Regions from separate parts of the Homo sapiens genome. Here region 2 is linked to region 1. A link is an interaction called in ENCODE POLR2A ChIA-PET data of the cell type or tissue named here. Cell type or tissue: GM12878. All regions are shown on one strand.

Region 1 (8,000 bases):
CCACACCACCCCAGGCTTTCTTCCACCTGCCAGCGGACCCCGGGGTGAAGGGAGAGAGCGGATGCAGCAGCGTGTTCCTCCAGAAGCCCCAGGAGGCCCCTGGGGGTGGGCTTGGGTGAGGGCTCAGCTCTGGGGCCTAGCAGTCTGGGTTTCCGGCCCTGCTGGCCCAGCCACTTACAAGCCATGTGACCTTGGACAAGTGACCACCTTTGTGAGCACCTGGCTCCTCACCTACAGAATGGGGCCAGTCAACTCCACCTCAGTGGCAGCTCTAGGGGGCCACACGTGACAATTTACACCGGAGAGTCGGTCACGGTAGGAGCCGTAAATTCTGACCTGGCCTCACGAGGGGCTACAGGCAACAGAGGGTGAGCTATTCCTACAGCCATGGGTCCCCGGCTGGTCAGCCAGCAATGTCCTGGACAGACGAGCAGCCAGGAGGGACGCCCACCCTCCTCAGAGAAGCCAAGCTGAGGAATTACCTGAGGCCAGGGCATTCTGGAGAGAGCTGGAGAACAGGATCCAGCCAGCCACTCTGGCAGGGCAGGTCTGCATCCCCTGCACCCCTACCTCGCTGTCCCACTGTCCCACCCTGTCCCCAGCAGGGAGTGGGAACCTAGAGGCACACAGCCTGCCGTGGGGCCCTCTCCAGTCTTGAGAGCCGTGTTCGCCTGCCAGCAGGCCCCAAGTCACCCCTTCTTTTGTAGGAAGTTGGCAAGGGATGAATTCAGGGCTGCTGAAAAGGCCAAGTATCAATACACGTGGGGGCCGTCCCAGCCTCAGAGTGGCCAACAATGCCACACTGTCCACACTCTCAGAGCGGATGCAGCATCTGGTCCTCTCCCTCCCCACCTCCCCCATGGGGAGCCACCTCACAGGCACACGCCAGCACCCTGCGTTTCCCTGAGCTGACACACAGAGTACATGGACCCCAAGTGACCACATGTCCACCTTCCCTGTGAGAGCAAGGACCCTAAGTGGGTAGCTATGGGGATTTACATGTCAGAACCCCAGTGGTTAGCACTGTAGAGAGCACATGGCAGGTGGTGGAACCATACTGTACTGCAGTATGATGAGCTGGGAACAGCACAGCCACAGGACCCTGAGACCTGGGTGCCGACTCTGGTGTGGTCACTGCCTGACTGTCTGATGCTGGATCAGCTGTTTAATTTCTGGGCCTGATGTAAACACGGGGAGGGAACCACCTGCCTGGCAGGCTGCCACAGGGAACTAGGACAATGCCTTGTGTCATGAGGGCGCGGAACACACGGCAAAAGGAGGCGCGGGGTGGCGTTAAGGACAAGCTCTGGAGTAGACGGCCAGGCCAGAGCCCTGCTCCACCATTCACCATTCATGAGCTCTGCAGCTTCAGGGTTACTGAACTGCTCAGTGCCTTAGTTTCCCCATCTATAAAATGGAGTTAACTGTGATTAGGATTAAATGAGCTGCTACACATCCTAAGCACTTTATGGTCTTAGCACACACAGAAAGTGCTCAGAAAACAAAACAAAACAAAACAAAAACACAAAAACAACAACAAAAACAAAAAAACCCTTGGAATGCAGTGGCGCAATCACAGCTCACTGCAGCTTCAAACTCCCAGGACTCAAGTGATCCTCCCAGCTCAGCCTCCCAAGCAGCTAGGACTACAGGTACACACCACCACACCCCAAAACTGAACTACTATTGTCGTCATTGTGTTGAAGGAAAACAATCCAGGGTACCTCCTGGCCTCCTGGCTCCCATCCAGCCCCTGGGACCTCTCCCTCTACCCACCGTGGCTCACTGGGCTGCAGCTCGGCTGGGTTTTTTTGGCTGCAGGAAGCCAGACCTGCAGGTTCCAGAGCCTGCCCTCCAAACATCAGTGCCTCTTTCTCCCCACCAGGGTCCTCTCCTGCCCACTCTTATGGAAGGTCGCCCTGCACACGAGTCACACCCTTTAGTAAGCATTAAGATGAGATGCTGCCTGGGGAAGGGAGTCCAAGAAGCTCCGAGGTTCCAGCTCATCCACCCCCAGCCCTGGCAACGGCCTCATTCCCCAGGCACTAACTCAGAGCCAAAGAACAGCTCTGTGGGGACAAGGCAGGGTAAAAATAGCTTGGGCGGGCACATGCCCACTTCCCTTGCAGCAAGGCACCAGCAGGCACACGTGCAGCGCTGCCGCTGGGAAGGTGTGCATGTGTGCGGTGGGGGTGGACACACACTAAGCCTAGTGTAGGGGAGTCCAGCGGTTGCCAGGGCTAGGCCTGTGATGAATCTCTCACCCCACTCCCAGCCAACCAACAGCTCTGGAACGAGATGGGCCAGGTCAAGGTCTCACGGGGTCCTTCCTATGGGCAGCAGGAAATTCAGCTTACTGAGCTAACTCATAGGTGCCAATGTCCCCAGGTCCACAGGGAAGGGATGTGATTGCTAGGGCTGGGGTCTTCCACACCCCACTGTGGCTTGGCTGCTCTCATCATGAAAAGGTGGTGGCCGCAGAGACTGGTACGCAATCTTGGCTGTAACGGACTCCTGCTGCAGCTGCCAACCCTGGCTCTGGGTCAGGCCTTGCTCTGCAGATGCAAGGCTGGGTACTTATCAGTTGCTGATAAGAGGTTTTGGTTCAACAGAGAGTTGCCCAGGCACCAGCCAAGGCAAGGGTGGGATAAAGGGGGTTCAAGCATCCACCCAGAGGCAGTGCCTCGGCCTTGCCTTCTGAACAACAAGCAACCTCAGCTCAGACATGAGGCCTCGGCTCACCCCAACAGAGCCAGGGGTAAGCATGGGAGCACCAGGTCGCCAGGTCACGAGGGATCATCCCACACCTCAGCCAGCCCCGGGGACTGACCACATACTGTGAGATCAAAGCTCTGCAGCCCAGAGCTTCCCGCTCTGATCAGGAAGAAATGCTGCACTGCTACGTTCCATCCCCAGAGTGGCTCAGAGGCCCCGGGGTGTCAGGGAGGGACCCAGTGCCCCATTCCTCCAGCTAAACTCCCTCCCAGGGGATGGCAGCCAAGGCAGGGCAGCTTCCAGACTCTCTTCTCCCAGCCGGGGGCCCCGGATCCACCTCCTGAAACTCACCCCAGAAAGGGTGTGGCCAGGAGCTCAAGACCACCCCTCAGCAGGGCCCACTGCTCCCGCCCTGCAGCTTCTAGGAGTGGATCTTGTGTAGACACCTGGTTGCTGCGCTCCACTTCCATCCTAAGGTGGGCCTGCAGACCCCAGGAGCGGGGGCAACCGGGACAACTGGGGTTCCCCAGGTGCTCATTCATTTCACATGAGAAGCAAGCAGGCTTCTTGCATCACCCCCAGAGGGAGGTAATAAATCACCCTATTTTACAGATTTTTTGTAGAGACAGGGTTTCACCACGTTTCCTGTGCTGGTTTCAAACTCCTGGGCTTGAAGATGTGGAGACTGAGGCTCTTGGGCAGATTTGGTTCAGTTCTGGATCTGGCACACACTGGCTGTGGAACCTCAGGTTGGTGCTGAACAGAAAAGAAAGCGAAAGCCATGCTTGTGTTTCTCCAGAACTCATGACATTTACATAAAGCAAAGGCGGTCACTCAACAAGTTCTGCTGCTGCACAAACATCACCGAGGAAGGGCTGCTGAAGCCCACACTGCCTTTCTTTCAGTGTTTTCATCACAACTCTTGAGCTGTCTCTCTCTCCGATCTCACAACCTCACCCCAACACACACACTGCTGATAAGGCAGCGTCAGAGGAGCCCACAGAGAGGAAGCGGGGTGTGTGCTGAGGCTCCCAGAAAGACTCAGAAATGAGAGATGTCAGATAACCTCCTGGGAGCTCAACTAAGAGAGATGCACACATTTCCTGAGGCTGACAGAGGGACTGAAGTACTAAGGGATCTAAAGACAGAGCCTGTCCTCAGGGAGGGGCTAAGCGAGTGGTCTCCTGGGAAGCACCAAGAGGGAGGGTCTGAGGCCGACCCGGGCCGCGTGCACCCAGGCACTGGCCAGAGGTGTCAGGTCTGGCTGGCCAGCACATCCAGCCTGCCCCAAAGGCGGTGGGGCCTGGCTCAACATTCCACACCTGTCCAGCCCTTGGCCCCTGTGTCCAAGTTCACGTAGCACCCACTCCCAGAAGCCTGCTGACAGACAGGAGAGAAGGGCTGCCCAAGCTCATGTGAGTGCATTTCTCACCACAAGGGGATCCACTGGCTCTGCAGGTCCATTTAGGGACAATCAGTGAGCATGAGTGGACTCAAGTTGTGGGGTGTGGGAAAAGCCAGTAAGATCTGGTTTTCAAGCCCATTAGGATGCAGACCAGACCCTGGACCATGGTGTGATCCCACTGGAAACATCCCGAACAGCTGAGCCATCCACTGTGGGGAGACGCTCTCACTCCTCTCTCCCCACTGTGCCACTTCCGTTCCAATAACAAGTGAGCATGTCAAAGGTTGGGAGTTAAAAACGGGCCGGGCACAGTGGCTCACACCTGTAATCCCAGCACTTTGGGAGGCTGAAGTGGCTGGATCACTTGAGCCCAGGAGTTTGAAACTAGCATAGGAAACATGGTGAAACCCTATCTCTACAAAAAATACAAAAAGTTAGCCAGGTGTGGTGGCGCATGCCTGTTGTCCCAACTACTTGAGAGGCTGAGGATAGAGAATCACCTGAGCCCAGGAAGTCGAGGCTGTGATGGTGCCACTGCACTCCAGCCTGGGCAACGGGAGTGAGACCCTGTCTAAAAATAAATTAGTTAAAATAAAATAAAATAAAATAAAACAAAACATATTACTAAAAATCTAAGCCAGGCATGGCAGTGCATGGCTGTATCCCCAACTATTTGGGAGGCTGAGGCAGGAGGACTGCTTGAACCTAGGAGTTCAAGGCCTACCTGGGCAACATGGTGAGACCCTATATCTTAAAATAATAGTAATAATAATAATAGATGAGAGAAATGAAGGAATAAAAAAATGCTTGAATCATCCAAAAGGACAGATGACTGATAGCCAGAATACATAAGGAACTCAAACAACTCAATAGCAAAAAAACAAATAATTCAATTTAAAAATGGGCAAAAGATCTGAATAGGTGTTTCTCCAAAGACAACACACAAATGGCCAAGAGGTATATGAAAAAATGTTCAACATCACTAATCATCAGGGAAACACAAATCAAAACCACAATGAGATACCACCTCACCCTAATAAGAATGGCTATCATCAAAGAGACAGAAAATAACAAATGCTGGCAAGGATGTGGAGAAAAGGGAACTCTTATACACTGTTAATGGGACTGTAACCTTTTTTTTCTTTTTTTGAGATGGAGTCTCACCCTGTCGCCCAGGCTGGAGTGCAATAGCACGATCTTGGCTCACTGCAACCTCCACCTCCCGGAATCAAGCGATTCTCCTGCCTCAGCCTCCCGAGTAGCTGGGATTACAGGCACATGCCACCACGCCTGGCTAATTTTTTGTATCTTTAGTAGAGAAAGGGTTTCACCATATTGGCCAGACTGGTCTCAAACTCCTGACCTCATGATCCGCCCACCTCGGCCTCCCACAGTGCTGGGATTACAGCTGTGAGCCACTGTGCCCGGTTGGGACTGTAAGTATTAATAGAACAATCATTATGGACAACGGTATGGAGGTTCCTCAAAGAATTTAAAACTATCATATGATCCAACAATTCATCTACTAGGTATACAAACAAAAGAAAAGAAATCAGTATGTCAAAGAGAGATCTGCATTCCCACATTTATTGAAGCACAATTCACAATAGCCAAAATATGGAGTCAACTAAGTATCCATTAACAGATGAATGCATTTTTAAAATGGGGTGTATATATACACAATGGAATAGTATTCAGCCATAAAAAAGAATAAAATCCTGTCATTTGTGACATGGATGAACCTACAGAACATTGTGTTAAGTGAAATAAGCCAAGTAGAGAAGGACAAACAGCATGATCTCACTCCTATGTAGAATCTAAAGAAGTTATCCCATAGAAGTAGAAAGTAGAATGGTGGTTACCAGAGGCTGGAGAGGGTAGGAGAAGGGAGGACGGGGAAAGGTTGGTCAACAGGCACGAAGCTATAGTCAGATGGGAGGACTAAGTCCTGGTGTTCTATTGCACAGTAAGGTTACTACAATTAACAACAATGTGTATTTAAAAATAGCTAGAAGATAGCATTTTGAATGTTCTCACCACAAAGAAATGACAAGTGTTTGAAGTGATGGTTTTGCTAATGACCCTGATTTGATCATTCCACAATACACATGTGTATCAAAACATCAGACTGTACTCTCTAAATATGTACAATTGTATGTCAATTAAAAACTTAAAGATTATGTAGGATTAAAACTCTACCACATCAGTAATACTTTTAAAGAAAACTGAGTAAATAATCCTATTAAAAGATCAATATTGTCAGAGTAAATTAAAAACAACTACATACCACTTACAAGAAACACAATTGAAATTTAACAAGATGTAACACTTTTATATCTATGCATCTAACAGTCTCAAAACATAAAGCAAAACTTAACAGAATGGGAAGTGGGAGCTGTTAATTCACCTCTCTCAGAAACTGATGGAACATGCTGAACGTGGCTCACACCTGTAATGCCAGCACTTTGGGAGGCCAAGGCAGGTGGCCAGGAGCTCCAGGCCAGCCTGGGAAACATAATGAGACTCCATCTCTACAAAAAAAAAAAAAAAGTAAAAAAGAATAGCCAGGTGGTGCATGCCTGTAATCTCAGCTACTCGGGAGGCTGAGGCCAAAGGATTGCTTGAGGCCACGAGTTCGAGGATACAGTGAGCTATGATTGCACCTGGGTGACAGAGCTCAAGATTCTGTCTTTAATAATAGTAATAATAATATTATTAATATATTATATATAATTATTATATATTATAATAATTATGTATTATATAATTATTATATATTATATATAATTATTATTATATAATTATATATTATATATAATTATTATTATATAATATATAATTATTATTATATATTATTATATATTATAATTATTATTATATATAATATATAATAATTATATATAATATATAATTATTATATATAATATAATAATTATATATTATATATTATAATTATTATTATATGTTATAATAATTATTATATATTATATAATAATTATATATTAATATATAATAATTATTATATATTATTATTATTACTGATGGAATAAGCAAACAAGAGAATTAGAGAGGACACAGAAGACCAGAACAACACAAACTCCAGACTGATACATACAGAACACTACACTCAACAACTGCAGAATAACACCAGTAGATTAAAGGCTAATGAAAAACTAGATACTTGCACAATACCGAAGAATCACCCTACAGATTGCTGCAAAACACCAAAGCACCCCACATACCTCTACCAGGGAGAACACAGACTACTGTCCCTTTAATGCAGAGATCAAATTTAGCATCACTAATTGGAAAGAACCAGGCGCTGGCCTCCCAACGCGATGCCTAAGAGGTACACAGCATCACCTATAGTGTGGGCTTAACTAAGTATTTAACTCAATTCAAATCAAGCCTTAGGATCTAACTTCTACCAAACGGAAAAATGGGATAGAAGTTACACATCACCACAGGGAAGATGCATTTCTAAAGGTTGAGGCAGGCTGGAAGAAAACGCATTTCTAACAAGTTCTCGGGTGATGCGGATGCCACTTGTCCCAGGACCACACTTTGCAAACCACTGTTCTAGATTAACTGAGAGACATAGAAACCGAATATTATCCTTGATTAGATCCCAGATCAAACAAACAAACCACCACCAGCTGTAAAAGACCTTTTGAGGATAAACAAGGAGGATGGAATCTGGAGTAGATATTGGGTGATATTAGGGAATTATGCTTAATTTTGTCAGGTGTGTTAATGGCATATAGTTGTGAAGGAAAATGTCCTTAGTTTTGATAATATTTAGTCTAATTTCTTTTCAAATGGCTCATTTGAAAAGAAACTTGGTTCATTTGAAAGTTACAGGACAGGCACGGTGGCTCAC
Region 2 (8,000 bases), 570 kb after region 1:
GATTCTCCTGCCTCAGCCTCTCGAGTAGCTGGGATTACAGACGTGTGCCACCACACCCAGCTAATTTTTTGTATTTTTAGTAGAAACGGGGTTTCACCATGTTAGCCGGGCTGGTCTCAAACTCCTGACCTCAGGTGATCTGCCCGCCTCGGCCTCCCAAAGTGCTGGGATTACAGGCATGAGCCACCGCCCCCGGCCAATCTGGTTCTTATTTATTTATTTATTTATTTATTTATTTATTTATTTATTTATTTATTTTTGAGATAGAGTCTTGCTCTGTTGTCCAGGCTGAAGTGCAATGGCGTGATCTGAGGTCACTGCAACCTCTGCCTCCCAGATTCTAACCATTCTCCTGCCTCAGCCTCCTGAGTAGCTGGGATTACAGACACGTGCCGCCATGCCTGGCTAATTTTTGTATTTTTAGTAGAGATGGGGTTTGACCATGTTGGTCAGGCTGTTCTTGAACTCCTGACCTCGTGATCCACCTGCCTCGGCCTCCCAAAGTTCTGGGATTACAAGCATGAGCCACTGTGCCCAGCCAATCTCATTCTTTTTTATGGCTGTGTAGTATTCTATGATGTTTATGTACCACATTTCCATTATCCAGTCCACCATTGATGGGCATCTGGGCCGATTCCATGTTTTTGCTATTGTAAATAGTGCTGCGATGAAAATACATGTACATGTGTCTTTACAGTAGAATTCTTTCTTTTTTCTTTTCTTTCTTTCCTTTTTTTTTTTCAGACTGAGTTTCACTCTTGTTGCCCAGGCTGGAGTACAATGGAGTGATCTCAGCTCACTGCAACCTCCACCTCCTGGGTTCAAGCGATTCTTCTGCCTCAGCCTCCCAAGTTGCTGGGATTACAGGGATACGCCACCACGCCTGGCTAATTTTGTATTTTTAGTAGAGACAGGGTTTCTCCATGTTGGTCAGGCTGATCTCGAACTCCCGACCTCAGGTGATCCGCCGGCCTCTGCCTTCCAAAGTGCTGGGATTACAGGCGTGAGCCACTGCATCCGGCCTATAGTAGAATTATTTCTATTGCTTTGGGTATATACCCAGTAATGGGATTGCTGGGTCAAATGTTAGTTCTGTTTTAAGTTCTTTGAGAAATCTCCAAACTGCTTTCTACCGTGGCTGAACTAATTTACATTCCTGCCACAAGTGTGTAAACATTCCCTTTTCTCCACAACCTCACCAGTATCTGTTACTTTTTTACTTTTTGATAACAGTCATTCTGACTGGTATAGATGGTATCTCATTGTGGTTTTGACTTACATTTCTCTGATTAGTGATGTTGAGCATTTTTTCATTTGCTTGTTGGCCACGTGTATGTCTTCTTTGAGAAGTGTCTGTACACATCTTTTGCCCATTTTAATGAGGTTCTTTTTGCTTTCAACATTATATTTTTGAGGTCTACCCATGCTGAGATACACCAGTCTAGTTTGCTCTTGTAAATGACTATACCAAAAGTTATCAATCTATTTTCTGTTAATAGATTGTTCCGATATATATATTGAGATTGTTCCTGATTTTTTGCTATCATAAGTAATGTTGCAGTCAGTTTGTGCATCTGGTACACATATGTGAGTGCATCTGTAGGTCACAGCGTATGCTTAGAAATGGAATTGCTGGATCACAGTTATATACATCTTCACTTACTAGAGACTGCCAAATTATTCTGCTGAATGGCTCAACAGTGATTGTACCAATATTTACTTCCATCAATGAAATAGAATAGTTCCCCTTTCCCCATATACTCACCAACACTTGACACTACCAGATTACAAAATTTTTGCCAATATGATGGGTATGGAATTGTATCTCATTGTTAATTTTCACTTAATCAACATTTATTGAGGTGTAGTTTAGAAACAATAAAGTGTACCCGTATTAAGTTTGGGCCGGGCACTGTGGCTCACACCTGTTATCCCAGCACTTTGGGAGGCCGAGGCAGGTGGATCACGAGGTTGAGAGATCGAGACCATCCTGGCCAACATGGTGAAATCCTGTCTCTACTAAAAATACAAAAATTAGCTGGGAGTGGTGGTACACACCTGTAGTCCCAGCTACTAGTGAGGGTGAGGAAGGAGAATCGCTTGACCCCAGGAGGCGGAGGCTGCAGTGAGCCAAGATCGCACCACTGCACTCCAGCCTGGTGACAGAGCAAGACTCCATCTCGAAAAAAAAAAAATAGTTTGATTTTTGACAAATGTATATACCCATGTAACCACAACAATCAAGATATAAAACATTACTTATCATCCTAAATGTCACCCCAAAAGACTTCACTCATCCCCCTTCGCAGAATCTCTACCCCATTCCAACACCAGATAACCACTTATTTGTCTTCTATCAGTACAGTTTTGCCTGTTCTAAAATTTCATATAAATGAGATCATATAATACTCTTATACAAGGTGACTTAGAAAAGTTCATGGAAAACACATAGTATGAAAAAGCTATGCATGGATTTCAAATTGTTTTGCACCAAAATAAACTCATACTAACTTGTTATAACATGTCTGAGTGGGATTTTGTTTGAGGCACTAAGAAGGATACGACATCAACTTGAAAACAGCCCCTCTCAGAGCAACATGAATTCTGCTAAAATTGAAGCAAGAACAAACATCAACATTTATGGTGAAGCTTGGATGGAAGAATGGTGAAATCACTGGTGCTTTCAGAAAAGTTTACGGGGACAAATCCCCAACAAAATTAGCAGTTTACAAATGGATAACTTGTTAAGGAGGGACAAGATGATGTTGAAGATGGCGCCTGCAGCAGCAGACCATCTACATCAATTTACAATGAAAAAAATCATCTTGTTCATGCCCTAATTGAAGAGAAGCAATAATTAACAGCACAAACAATAGCTAACACCACAGATACCTCAATTGGTGCAGCTCACACAAATCTGACTGAAAAATTAAAGCTGGGCAAACTTTCCACTCAATGGGTACCAATGCCATTGCACCCAGATCAGTTGCAGACAAGAGCAGAGCTTTCAATGGAAATTTTAAACAAGTGAGATCAAGATCCTGAGGCAGTTCTTTGAAGAACTGTAACAGGAGATGAAACATGGCTTTACCAGTATGATCCTGAAGACAAAGCATAATCAAAGCAATGGCTACCGAGAGGTTGAAGTGGTCCTGTCATAGCAAAAGCAGACCAGTCAAGAACAAAGGCCATGGTAAAGTTTTCTGGGAGATGCTCAAGGTATTTTGCTTGTTGACTTTCTAGAGGGCCAAAGAACAATAACATCTGCTCATTATGAGAGTGTTTTGAGAAAGTTAGCCAAAGCTTCAGCAGAAAAACATCTGAGAAAACTTCACCAGAGAGTCCTTCTCCCCCAGGACAATGCTTCAACTACATTTCTCTCATCAAACAAGGGCAATTTTGTGAGAGTTTCAATGGGAAGTGATTATGCATCATCTTACAGTCCAAATTCGGCTCCTTCTAACTTCTTTTTGTTTTCTAATCTTAAAAAATCTGTAAAGGAGGCCGGGCATGGTGGCTCACGCCTGTAATCCCAGCACTTTCAGAGACCAAGGCGGGCGAATCACTTGAGGTCAGGAGTTCGAGACCAGCCTGGCCAACATGGTGAAACCCCGTCTCTACTAAAAATACAAAAATTAGCCCAGCATGGTGGCCAACGCCTGTAATCCCAGCTCCTGGGGAGGCTGAGGCAGGACAATCACTTGAACCTGGGAGGCGAAGGTTGCAGTGAGCCGAGATCGTGCCACTGTACTCCAGCCTGGGCGATGAAGCGAGACTCCATCTCGAAAAAAAAAAAATCTGTAAAGGGTACCCATCTTTCTTCAGTTAATAGTGTAAAAAAAAAGGCCAGGCGTGGTGACTTATGTCTGTTATCCTAGCACTTTGGGAGACTGAGGCTGGTAGATCGGTTGAGTTCAGGAGTTCAAGACCAACCTGGGCAACATGATGAAATCCTGTCGTTGCCAAAAAATACAAAAATTAGCCAGGCATGGTGGTGTGTGCCTGAAGTCTCAGCTACTCGGGAGGCTGAGGTGGAAGGAGCGCTTGAGCCTGGGAGGTTGTGGCTGCAGTGAGCTAGAATTGCACCACTGTACTCCAGCCTTGGTGAAAGAGCAAGACCCTGTCTCAGAAAACAGCATAAAAAAACAAAATGTAAAAAAGACTGCATTGGCATGGTTAAATTCCCAGGACCCTCAATTGCTAGGGGATGGACTAAATGGCTGGTGTCATCACTTATAAAAGTGTCTTGACCTTGATGGAGCTTATGTTGAGAAATAAAGTTTATATCTTTAATTTTAATCTCATTTGTCCAATACCTTTTTTTTTTTTTTTTTTGGAAATGGAATTTTGCTCTTTCGCCCAGGCTGGAGTGCAGTGGCGCCATCTCGGCTCACTGCAAGCTCCGCCTCCCAGGTTCGGGCCATTCTCCTGCCTCAGCCTCCTGAGTATCTGCGACTACAGGCGCCTGCCACCACGCCCAGCTAAGTTTTTGTATTTTTAGTAGAGACGGGATTTCACCGTGTTAGCCAAGATGGTCTCAATCTCCTGACCTCGTGATCTGCCTGCCTCGGCCTCCCAAAGTGCTGGGATTTCAGGTGTGAGCCTCCGAGCCTGGCCTCCAAGAACTTTTTGAAGTGCTTTGTATAGAGCTTGGGGCTTTTTTTTTTTTTTTTCAGTTTCACTTTCTTTATACTTCATTTCCTTTTTTGTATTACCCAAAAGTTTTACCTAAAAATTAGTTACCTTTATGATTTTAAAATATCCACTTTGGGAAATAAATAAAAAAGAACATAGGGAGCCCATTCTATTTTTGGACTATTCTAGACTGAACTGGCGTAGGACTGAAAAACAGATCAACTTTTTTCAACCAATGATGAGGCCCTGTCCGAGAGACCAACTCGCAGCAGCTGCTGGGGTTTGGTGACCTTTCCTAACTGCAGTAGCGCTTTCTCTTCCGGCCTTTTGTACCATTTCAGCAAAAATGTTGAAAAAGCCACATTTTTCAGTGCTTTACATTGAAGACTGGGAAAAAATTCTTCCTCTAACTTGGAGGGTAAAGATTCTTCATCCCTTAACACTTTTTACTTGGTCCCAGACTGTGGCCACATTGGACAGACCTTTTATATTATTATTTATACAAATTTATGGGGTACATGTGAAATTTCGCTACATGTATATAATGTGTAGTGATCAAGCCAGGATATTTAGGGTGTTGGTCACCAGAGTATTTTTGTTAAGCATAGTTACCCCACTCTGGTATCAAATATTGAATTTATTCCTTGCATCTTACAATGTTTGTACCCTTTAACCCACTTCTCTTCATCCTCCCTTCTCCTCCCCATAGACAGACCTTTTAGCATTGCTCTGGTCTGCCTAGAAAAGCAACAGGGGGAATATATAATAATTCTACATATAGGAAATAGAGTAAGGTGAAGGCTAAAGTGCTCAGAGCTTATCCTTCTCTTACTTTGTTGGCCACAATTTCACATTCTCTTTGCTGAAAACTTCTTATCTTTCTGTCCTTTAAATACTGGAATGCCCCAGGGCTCAATGGGGTAGATGGTCTCCAAAGATGGCGCTCACCCAGTCTTTCCCTCCCAGTGTATACGTGACCCTCTATCCATGAAGAGGTTGAATCTATTTCCCCTCCCCTTGAATCAGGGCTTGTTGCATGACTTGCTTTGACCAACAGAATGCAGCTCCTGGTTAGCCTTCCAGAGGTCTGGTAGCATTTGCTTTTGTTTAGGGAAGTCAGCAGCCAAGCCACAAGAAAGCTTAAGCTAGACTCCTGAATGAGAAAGACAGAGCCCCCATATAGAGTACACCAAGGCACCAGACATGAGTGAAAGCTTCTTTGGGTCTCTGGCCAGCTAAGGGCAGCAGAGTAGCCCAGCTGATGCCACATGGAGTACACCAGAACAGCCGAGGCCTCCTCAAATTCCTGACCCATAGGATTGTGAGAAATAGTAAATTGATATTTTAAGCCATTAAGTTTTAGGATGGTTTGTTACTCAGCAACACATAACCAAAATACTCAGTCCTTGAACACCTTTTTCCTGCTTAGGTGATCCTAGCCAGTCCCATTACTAAACCAGTCTACATGCTGACGACTCCAGTTCCAAACTCTCTCCAAGCCTCCAAATCAGACATCCAACTTCTGCCACTTGGGTTTAGAATTCAGGAAACATACATCCAACTTCTTTCCCCATGTCTCTACTGGATGACTCATAGGCATCTCAAAATAAAAAGGACTTTTGAGCATCCCCTTAGGGGTCTAAGTCTTTGCCACCTTAGTAAATAGCAAATCTATTCTTGTAGTTTTATAGAGCAAAAATCTGGGAATCATCCTTGATTCCTCTTACTCTCACACCCCACATCCAATCCTTCAATAAATTCTATTGCCTCTACTTCCAAAATATATCCAGAATCTGACCACTTCTAACCATCCTGGTCGGATCCACCATTCTTCTTCACTTGGGTTATTGCAACAGCTTCCTGACTAATTTCTCTGCCTCTGCTCTGGCCTCCTTCCTCCCTACTCACCCTAGCAGCAGCCAGCGTGCTGCTTTTTAAAAGCTTAAGTCAGGCTGGGCGCAGTGGCTCATGCCTATAATCCCAGCATTTTGGGAGGCTGAGGTGGGCAGATCACATGAGGTTAGGAGTTCTAAATCAGCCTGGTCAACATGGTGAAACCCTGTCTCTACTAAAAATACAAAAATTAGCCGGGTGTGGTGGTGCACGCCTGTAGTCCCAGCTACTGGGGAGGCTGAGGCAGGGGAATCACTTGAACCCGGGAGGTGGAGGTTGCAGTGAGCCGAGATCACACCATTGCACTTCAACCTGAGCAATAGAGTGAAATCCCATCTCAAAAAATAAATAAATAGGCCGGGCGCGGTGGCTCACGCCTGTAATCCCAGCACTTTGGGAGGGTGAGGTGGGTGGATCACGAGGTCGGAAATTCAAGACCAGCCTGGCCAAGATGGTGGAACCCTGTCTACTAAAAATACAAAAACTAGCCAGGCATGGTGGTGCGCGCCTGTAATCCCAGCTACTCGAGAGACTGAGGCAAAGAATTGCTTGAACCTGGGAGGCAGAGGTTGCAGTGAGCCGAGATCACGCCACTGCACTCCAGCCTAGGTGACAGAGTGAGCCTCCATCTCAAATCAATCAATCAATCAAAAACTTAAGTCAAATAATATCACTTCTCAGCTCAAAATCCTCCAATTTCTTCCCATCTCACTCAGTAAAATCCAAAAGCTCAAATTTTTGCAAATCCTACATGTATAAGTGACTTGTATCTAGAATATATACAGAACTATTACAACTTAATAATAAAAAGACAAATAACCTAATTAAAATATGGGGAAAGTATCTGTGTTAGCCAAGATGGTCTCCATCTCCTGAACTCCTGATCTGCCCACCTCGGCCTCCCAAAGTGCTGGGATTACAGGCGTGAGCCACCGCGCCCGGCCAATATGGGAAAGGATCTGAATAGACATTTCTACAAATAAGATATACAAATGGCCAATAAGCACATTAAAAAGATGCTCAACATCATTTGCCATGTGGGAAACGCCAATCAAAACCACAATGAGATACGACTTCATACCCATGAAGACGGCTATTATAAAAAAGACAGATATGGGCCTGGCGTAGTGGCTCACATCTATAATCCTAGTACTTTGGGAGGCTGAGGCAGAGGATTGCTTGAAGCCAGGAGTTTGAGAACAGCGTAGACAACAAAGCAAAACCCTATCTCTACAAAAATAAATAAGTAAATAAAAATTAGCTGGGTGGAGTGGTATGCATCTGCAATCCCAGTGCTTTGAGAGACCGGAGCAGGAGGAGTGCTTGAGGCCAGTAATTTAAGGTTGCAGTGAGCTATGATTGCACCACTGCACTCCAGCCTGGCCAACAGAGGAAGACTCTGTCTCTAAAAAAATAAATAAGATAAAATAGTAAAATAAAATAAAAATAACCAGATTAGGCAAATCCATAGA

What was found. ChIA-PET counts read pairs that join two places held together with the same protein. Peaks named below come from ENCODE experiments on the same cell type or tissue, not always from the same donor. Only the 100,000 strongest peaks of a DNase experiment are listed, where the experiment ranks them.
Region 2: POLR2A ChIA-PET joins it to region 1 with 7 read pairs; 3 of 35 experiments call an interaction of 5 or more read pairs at or near these places.

Annotation. Positions count from the first base shown.
Region 1 is chr17:31,504,548-31,512,547 of GRCh38, reverse strand. All of the region lies in intron 3 of RAB11FIP4 (RAB11 family interacting protein 4), which reads right to left. Among named protein-coding and RNA genes, the nearest start is that of MIR4724, 26 kb to the left of the region's middle. RefSeq lists enhancers at 2,118-2,908, 3,190-3,669. In GM12878, CTCF peaks have their summits at 3,303 (motif pointing right) and 4,158; a DNase peak (open chromatin) is centred at 3,557; H3K4me3 peaks cover 2,032 bases; H3K27ac peaks cover 2,078 bases.
Region 2 is chr17:30,936,107-30,944,106 of GRCh38, reverse strand. The region is part of intron 5 of ADAP2 (ArfGAP with dual PH domains 2); the gene reads right to left. Among named protein-coding and RNA genes, the nearest start is that of ADAP2, 18 kb to the right of the region's middle. RefSeq lists a silencer at 5,625-5,825. In GM12878, no CTCF peak of the experiment used is centred here; a DNase peak (open chromatin) is centred at 4,828; H3K4me3 peaks cover 271 bases; H3K27ac peaks cover 1,074 bases.